Linked DNA regions of Homo sapiens: region 2 is linked to region 1. The links are chromatin contacts, found by Hi-C in ENCODE. All regions are on one chromosome and are shown on one strand. The core of a region is the stretch at or near the end of the contact, and the rest is flanking DNA. Distances in the headings are between cores, read along the strand shown. Region 1 has its middle 93 kb from the start of MARCKS. Region 2 has its middle 69 kb from the start of LINC02541.

Region 1 (4,143 bases), core at 1,229-3,728:
GGAATGGTTTTCAATGTCAGATTTTCTGGATTTGAATCCTTTTTCATTGCCTGCTTAGGCCTGTGTTTTTGTGACTTGGTTACTACTATTGCTATGAAGCAAACCACTAAAACAGTGGTATAAAACAAGAAATATTTAAGGCTACAAATTCAGTGGGTCCAGATTCAGAGAAAGGCCAGTGGGGACAGCTCATCTATGCTGGTCTGGAGGATCTGTTTTATGATGGTTTCTCACTTGCCTGGTTCCTGGACCGCAATGGCTGAAAGATGGACTCAGCAGGGATTGTCAACTGGAGTGCCTTCAGGTCACCACTCCAGCATGGTGATTTCCAGGTAGGTGGGCATTTTATTGGGATCTCAGAGATCCAACACATATGTTCCAGAAAACCAGGTAGAAGCTGTTTGGTCTCTTGTAACCTGGCCTCAGAAGTCTCATAGCATCACTTCCATGTACTCTTGGTCAAAACAAGATTCAGAGAAAAGGACACAGATGCTTTTAGTGTTTTAATACTGGTATATCTTGGAAATTACTTACTATTTCCTTATCTGCAAGATGGAGGTCCTAGAAGTATGGGCTAAATGAGTTATTACATGTAGAATGGCCAGGACACAGTAACTGGTCCATAAATATTAGATATTTTTGTTTTTCAATGACACTACATGCTATTTTTAAGCCCAGAATTCAGTTAGCCTTCTTCATTGCCTAATGAAGACATATTAATAGATAGGTCGGTATCTCCTCCGGGATGCTATCTCTGACTCTGCAAGGTGTGTTAGGTGTTCCCCAGGGTCCCTGACCTCCACAGTGCTTTATAAATGCCAGTGTGTGTGTGTTGGTTACCCCTACTAGTCTGAGGTCTCTGGGGCAAAAACAGCTAATATACTATCTCTAGCATATATCACAATGTCACATAGTATACACTTAGTAAATCCTTGACAAATGGATGTCTTTATTTTTAGAAGATGAGACCTCACAACCTAAAGACAGAATAATCCTGTGTTCTGGCCAGGCGCGGTGGCTCACGCCTGTAGTCCCAGCACTTTGGGAGGCTGAAGTGGGCTGATCACTTGAGGTCAGGAGTTCAAGACCAGCTGGCCAACATGGTGAAACCCCATCTCTACTAAAAATACAAAAATTAGCCAGGCGTGGTGGTGGGTGCCTGTAATCCCAGCTAATCAGGAGACTGAGGCAAGAGAATTGCTCGAACCCAGGAGGCTGAGGCTGCAGTGAGCCAAGATCGTGCCACTGCACTCCAGCCTGGGGTGACAGAGCAAGACTCCATCTCAAAAAAAAAACAAGAAAGGCCAGGCGCGGTGGCTCATGCCTGTAATCCCAGCACTTTGGGAGGCCGAGGCGGGTGGATCACGAGGTCAGGAGTTCAAGACCAGCTTGGCCAAGATGGTGAAACCCTATCTCTACTAAAAATACAAAAAATTAGCTGGGCACGGTGGCAGGCGCCTGTAGTCCCAGCTACTCAGGAGGCTGAGGAAGGAGAATCATTTGAACCCGGAGGGTGGAGGTTGCAGTGAGCCGAGATCGTGCAACTGCACTCCAGCCTGGGTGACAGAGTGAAACTCCGTCTCAAAAAAAAAAAAAAAAAAAAAAAAAGAAAAGAGAAAAAAGAATAATCCTGTGTTCTGATTTGACTGGAAATTCCCCCATTTCCATCTGTTGTTGCTGCACAATTATTAGTGGTGCCACATTTTATTCTCAAAACGTTCCCAGTTTGGATAGTAAATTATACAGTACTGACTCAAAGAGGCTTCTGGAGTCTCTCCGATGTTGGTGAAGGAAAGACTTCCCTTGAACCTCTGACCCTCTGACCCTCTCTCCTCTCGTAGCAAGAGTGCTCATGAGTAATTCTAGCCTGGGAAACTCACCTTTCACAAGGTGGTGGGGTGGCTGTTAAAGGAAATTTCACTTACAGTGTCCCAGTGAGCCAGGATGTAGTGCTGAATCACCAGCAGCATTTCTCAAAAGGGAGTTAAGAAATGACTTCCCATTGACTCAAGGGGTGTGGGGCTTTCACTTGTCCATGGTGACTAGAAAGGAATTGCCTGGTTAACTTTGACTTATGTTGAAAGGTGGCTTCAGTTTGCTCTCAAACCCATTCCCCACTGATCTCCAAGGGTCTTCAGAGTGTTGCCCTGTTGTAGAGGTTTTTCAGAAAGTATTGGCTAGTGAGTGCTCTCAGGTTGTCCTCTGGAGGAGTTTGAACTGGGGCAAATTTGGGTTAGGACTAAATTGTAAATGAGCTCATCTCTAATGTTTGCACTTAGTTGGAAAAACAGGTTTAAAAGATATGGGAAATCAGTCTGTCAGGATCACCCAAGAAAGGAGTTTCAAGGAATGTGTCATCACCTCAGATAGTCCTGCCAATCTCCATTTTTGGAAGTAAACAGAGACTTTCTTTGCCTTTTAGCTGGTCTTTCTAAATTTTCAAGGCCCAGTATAAGTCCTGCTTTGTCCAAGAAACTTTTCCGGGGCTGCCTCAGACTGTCTCATCTGTTCTTGACAGCTGCTTCTCCCCAGTATCTGAGCTCACCTTCATCTTTTAAAATTACTCATCTGGGAATTCCTCTTCAATGATAATGATCTTTAATACAGCACTTATATGTGCCTGAGTGCTTTGCAACAATCATTTTTTCTAATCTTATCACCAAGTAAGTAATATTCCCACATTTTAGAGGTAAAGAAACACAGATAACAGTGCCTTGTGTTTATGTTCCTAGCATTATATCACCTCTTCTCACTTGGCCTGTAAGTCTCTCAAGAACTGAAAACAGGTTTCTTACTCCTTGATATTTCACTTTCCCCCCAAAACAGTTAAGAACTCAGAGGAGCAAGTTGTCCATGACAATGGCTGATTTTACTTCTTATCTACTCCATGAAGACAGGAGTTTAAACATAAATACATTTAAGTGCCACATAGGCCATCTTTTAAGCCCTGGAAACTACCTTGAGTCAGGAAAATAAATTCAGGGTGAAGAGAAGAGATGGTAAATATGTGGGACTTGCCATTTTGAGAGTCCATCAGTGTTGCTTTTGAAACACAGGAAGCTTTGCTCAGCATTTGTTTAAAAGAGGAAGAAATGTTTAAAATATTAAGCACATTGTGACAATTTGAATATTCCCTGGTTGATTTCCTGCATTACATCTTTGAAAATTTCCTGATTTTCATATGTATTCCAGTGCTGAGTGGTATTTCCTGTGTCAGCCTAAAAAACGGGATTTTTCTCTTAACGGGAAACATCAATATCAGCATCAGCTGCAGGGACTGAGATGTTGAAATGGTGACTACATTCAAACCCATATGAATTTTGATCTTAAAACAAGCCACACACACTGAATAAGTGTATAAATGTGTATGAAATAAGTATGAGTACCTTATCATACATTTAAACCCGATTTTTGTTGACAAGAATATTTCCTTTTAAAGTTCTTTAACTCTTGCCTTGAAGAGTTGACCAAAGATCATTTTTGTGGTTTTTCTTTTTTTTGCCTTAAATACTCAAATTGTCAGATATCATGTGTGAAGATACCATTCAGAGCAGAATAATGAAAATTACAGAGGGAAAATTAGGTCATTTTTTCTCTCATTTTAAAATACAGGCTATATCTTTATAGAATACTCTCATATGTATTTTTCCATTCTTGTTTAAAATTATATGTGTGATGGAGACATTACCAGTTCCCCTGGGAGATTATTTCACAGAATCACGGACCTTGCTACAGGTATTTTTTTTTTTTCACTAATTTTCAAACTAAAATTTCTTTTGCTCAATTTCATTCCATTATCCCTTGGACCACCTGTACAGTTCTGCACAGAAGGTTGCAAAACGGTCTATTTGATAGGAAATGAAGCCCTCTGCCAAAGTGCATTAAGGAAAAAAAAATGATATGGAGTCTCATGTTGATGATAGCTACAGAATATAAATTTGAAGAGGAAATTCCCAGGTCTTAATTGCTCAGCAATAATCAACCCTCTTGTATTTTAAATTCAGTTGAATACTTCTTTTTTTCCGAAGAATTGGGGGAATTCTGGTTTCCAAAAAGAGCAAGGTGTGGGATGTGTGTGTGTGTGTGTGTGTGTGTGTGTTAGAGCTGCATAGAAAAAATAAAAATATATTAAAGATTCCTCAT
Region 2 (4,170 bases), core at 848-3,347, 44 kb after region 1:
TTTTAAAAATTAAGATTTTTCATTGACAAATTAAAATTGTATATATTTATCATGTAGAAAATGAAGTTTTGAAATAAGGTATACATTGTGGAATGGATAAATTGAGTTAATTAACATATACATTGCCTCACATGCTTATTTTTTATGGTGAGAACAACCTCCAATGATCTTTCTTTTTTTTTTGACATATACATTACCTCACATACTTATTTTTTATGATGAGAACAACCTCCAATTCTTTCTTTTTTTTTTTCTTCACTTTTTAAATTAAGACAGGGTCTTGTTCTGTCACCCAGGCTAGAGTTCAGTGGCGTGATTACAGCTCACTGCAGCCTTGACCTCCTGGGCTCAAACAGTCCTCCCACCTCACCTTCCCAAGTAGCTGGGACTACAGGTGTGAGCCACCACACCTGGCTAATTTTTTTTTTTTTAAATTTTTTGTAGAGATCGGATCTTATTATGTTGCCCAGGCTGCTCTTGAACTCCTGGGCTCAAGCGATCCTCCCACCTTGGCCTGCCAAAATGCTGAGATTACAGGTGAGCTACCTCGCCTGGCTCCAATGACTTCTTAACTGAGTCTTTTCAAGAATACTATGAAGGCATAAAAAGGAATGAGATCATGTCCTTTGCAGGGATATGGGTGGAGTTGAAAGGCATTATCCTTAGCAAACTAACAGAGGAACAGAAAACCAAACACCACATGTAAGTGGGAGCTAAGTGATGAGAACACATGGACACATGGGGTGGGAGCAACACACACGAGGGCCTGTCGGAGGGGCATGAGTCAGGGGAGGGAGAGCATCAGGAAGAACAGCTAACGGACTCTGGGCTTAATACCTAGCTGATGGGATGATCTATGCAGCAAACCATCATCACACACATTTGTTTACCTATGTAACAAATCTGCACATCCTGCACACGTATCCTTGAGCTAAAAATAAAAGTTGAAGAAAAAATAAAAAAGAATCTTGAGTTCCAGGTCTTTAGGTAAAGTGGGCCTTTGCTGGAGGAAAAACAAGAGGAAGAAAGTGTCCTTCCCGTTTCTTGCTTTTTGGGATAGCTTCTTTAAGTATTTCTTGCTCTTCACAGCCTCATCAACCCCTTCTTTCACTTCTAAAGGCGTACTCTTGTTTAAACCAATATCACTAGACTGGCTCTTTGCTGCAGTTTCCTCCTCTGTAAAATGAGGGTAATAGTAACTACCTCACAAGGGAGAAATGGGGAGGCAGAGGGTGTAATGTAAACTGTGCAGGTAGGAAGAGGCAACCAGGGAAGACAGGACCAGATAGGGACACTAGTGGGGAAGCTCAGAAGATGAATATAAGTGATGGAGATGATAGGTAGGGAAGGGGTGGGACAGAAGTAGGCTATTTGAAGTAAGGATCCTACTCAAAATGGAAAAAGGGTGGGCTAATTGCAGAGTTCATGCTCCTTATTAAGAAGAAAATGGAGGATGTGGCTGCTATGCTCCTGATGCAATTGGACCTTGCCAAGGTGGTACTGGGGAAAGAGAAGGTGGCCATGATCCCCATTCTCAGCTAACAACCAGATTGTTACCCCTTCTGCATAAACATTTTGAATGTGCTACTAATACAATGACATCATTATGTGATGTTACACAAGTCTGAATCATGCATTGGACATTTTTTTCTATGATGATCATAAGTTTTTATTTTTTTTTTTTTTTTGAGCTGGGGTTTCGCTTTTGTTGCCCAGGCTGGAGTGCAATGGTGCGATCTCGGCTCACTGCAACCTCCACCTCTCGGGTTCAAGAGATTCTCCTGCCTCAGCCTCCCAGTAGCTGGGATTACAGGCATGTGCCACTACGCCCGGCTAATTTTGTATTTTTAGTAGAGATGGGGTTTCCCCATGTTGGTCAGGCTGGTCTCGAACTTCCGACCTCAGGTGATCCACTTGCCTCTGCCTCCCAAAGTGCTGGTATTAGAGGCGACAGCCACCACACCTGGCAGATCATAAGATTTTAATCTGTGCCTTTGTATATTAAATGTTGTCCTCAGAAGAGAGACAATTGACCCTATCACTCCAGATAAAAACAGCAGAATGTCCCTGAGTCACCCTTAGGTGGGGCAATGTTGGCTAATTTGTCACTATTCTGATGAAACTTTCCCTGCAGTCAAATCCCTACAGTCATAAACCTAGGAGGGGCCTTAGGAGCCATATAATCTCTTTCTTAGCTTCTCAACCATCACAAGCAGATAAGGAGATCAAGCCTTGGTACTAATTAAAGGATTTGAATAAGGAGAGTTAGAGTTAGTTTCCATTTCCAGCTCTGTTATTTGTTATTAGTTGACCAGTTAACCGTGGTCAAGTCTCTTAACCTTGGAAACACTAAAGTGGTGCTTTCTGAGTTAAATGAATTTAAAAACTTTTGACCTCCTATCCTTGTTTGGTAAACAGTGAAGGATATGGACACATGCTTTACAAAAGGCTTTGCTGTTTCTCCAGTGACAGAAATTTTCTAAATGACCATCTTCAGGCCTATCAGGCAGTTTGTAGACAAGGTTGGATACATCATACATCGTCCATCTTAGTGGTGTCCTCATAAAATGAAAGATTGAAACTCCAAAGGAAAGATAGATGGTGATGGCTTCAGACACAGACGTAGTTTATTGTGGTTACGTTTGAGGTAGATGGAAAATCCCATCTGACCAAAATTAATTTGGACAAATCCAGCCCCACCACTACAGACCCTCCTGCCCCCAAGATTTATCCGTTTGAATTAATGAGCAAACCCTTCCAAACAGGACCATCTCTGGGAATGTTAACTCATTGTAACCCTTCTAGTCCCTCATACCTTAGTGTGACATTGTTGAATGCAGGTAACAAGAACACCCTGACTGAGGTAAGCACTGAACTAACTGGGGAGCCCACACAAAAGCTCTGTTCTCCTCCCCAGGAGCATCTCAAGAAAGACCCTTATTATTCCAGGGAAGAGAGTGCAAGAGGAAGGGAAAAAAGAGATTGAAGAACAATGATGGAATCGAGTTATTTCACTATTTTCTAAAAACAAAGGTAGGATTATTAAGCTAGATAGAAAGAAACACTTCATAATTATATATTTATTTTTAGTTTCTCCTTCTCCTTTTTTTTTTTTTTTTTTTTTTTTTTGAGACAGAGTCTCACTTTGTAGCCCAGGCTGGAGTGTAGTGGTGTGATCTCAGCTCACTGCAACCTCTGCCTCCTGGGTTCAAGCAATTCTCCTGCTTCAGCCTCTCAAGGAGCTGGGATTACAGGCACCCGCCACCCCACCTGGCTAATTTTTGTATTTTTAGTAGAGACGGGGTTTCACCATCTTGGCCAGGCTGGTCTTGAACTCCTGACCTCAAGCGATCTGCCCACATCGGCCTCTCAAAGTGCTGGGATTACAGGCATGAGCCACAGTGCCTGGTCTCTTTTCCTTAGGAGACCTAAATCAGTGTTTTCTAAAGAAAATCTCTGAGTCTCAAGTGACCAAAAGTTTTGCTTTGACTGAAAATACTTAGAGAGAAAGGAATGGGCTGTATCCACTAAGAATAAGGACATTTGTTGTGACCCCTTTTGTGCAAATAGAATTGAAAATTTTTCCCTATTTTGAATGGAGAGTCTTTTACACGCTTTATTGAGATATAATTCACATACCATACAATGCAGCCATTTGAAGTATGCCTAGGCTAAATGCGGTGGCTCATGGCTGTGATCCTAGCACTTTGGGAGGCCGAGGTGGGCACATTGCTTGAGTCCAGGAGTTCAAGACCAGCCTGGGCAACAGGGTGAAACCCTGTCTCTAATAAAAATACAAAAAAAATTAGTCAGGCATGGATGTGTGTGCCTGTGGTCCCAGCTACTCAGGAATCTGAGGTGGGAGAATCACCTGGGAAGTCAAGGCTGCAGTGAGCCCAGATCATACCACTGCACTCCAGTCCCTGGATAACAGAGTGAGACCCTGTCTTAAAATAAAATAAAATAAAATAAAATAAAATAAAATAGTGTGTCACTATCTGGTTTAAAGAGTATTAAAAAATAAAAGATAAAGAAATAAAGTATGCCTCATTTTTGCTGGCTGTGGTGGCATGAGCCTGTGGTCCCAGCTGCTTGGGAGGCTGAGGCAGGAGGATCCCTTGAGCCCAGGAGTTCGAGTCCAGCCTGGGCAACATAGCAAGATTCCTGTCT

What was found. A loop is a pair of places that touch in the nucleus more often than their neighbours do. Pooled maps may share reads with other maps.
Region 2: a map of PC-9 shows a loop between it and region 1 (5-fold over the local background). The contact joins two enhancer-like sites. A Hi-C loop is called at or near these places in 3 of 168 maps with a recorded cell type or tissue (PC-9, endothelial cell of hepatic sinusoid and heart right ventricle) and 1 of 50 pooled maps.

What each region holds. Positions count from the first base shown.
Region 1 is chr6:113,761,871-113,766,013 of GRCh38, reverse strand. No RefSeq gene overlaps it. Among named protein-coding and RNA genes, the nearest start is that of MARCKS, 93 kb to the left of the region's middle. Within about 2 kb of position 2,478, at least 4 of the 41 ENCODE cell types and tissues checked have a DNase peak (open chromatin) inside an H3K27ac peak, as active enhancers do; they include PC-9, where a contact is called at or near this core.
Region 2 is chr6:113,717,183-113,721,352 of GRCh38, reverse strand. No RefSeq gene overlaps it. Among named protein-coding and RNA genes, the nearest start is that of LINC02541, 69 kb to the right of the region's middle. Within about 2 kb of position 2,097, at least 3 of the 41 ENCODE cell types and tissues checked have a DNase peak (open chromatin) inside an H3K27ac peak, as active enhancers do; they include PC-9, where a contact is called at or near this core.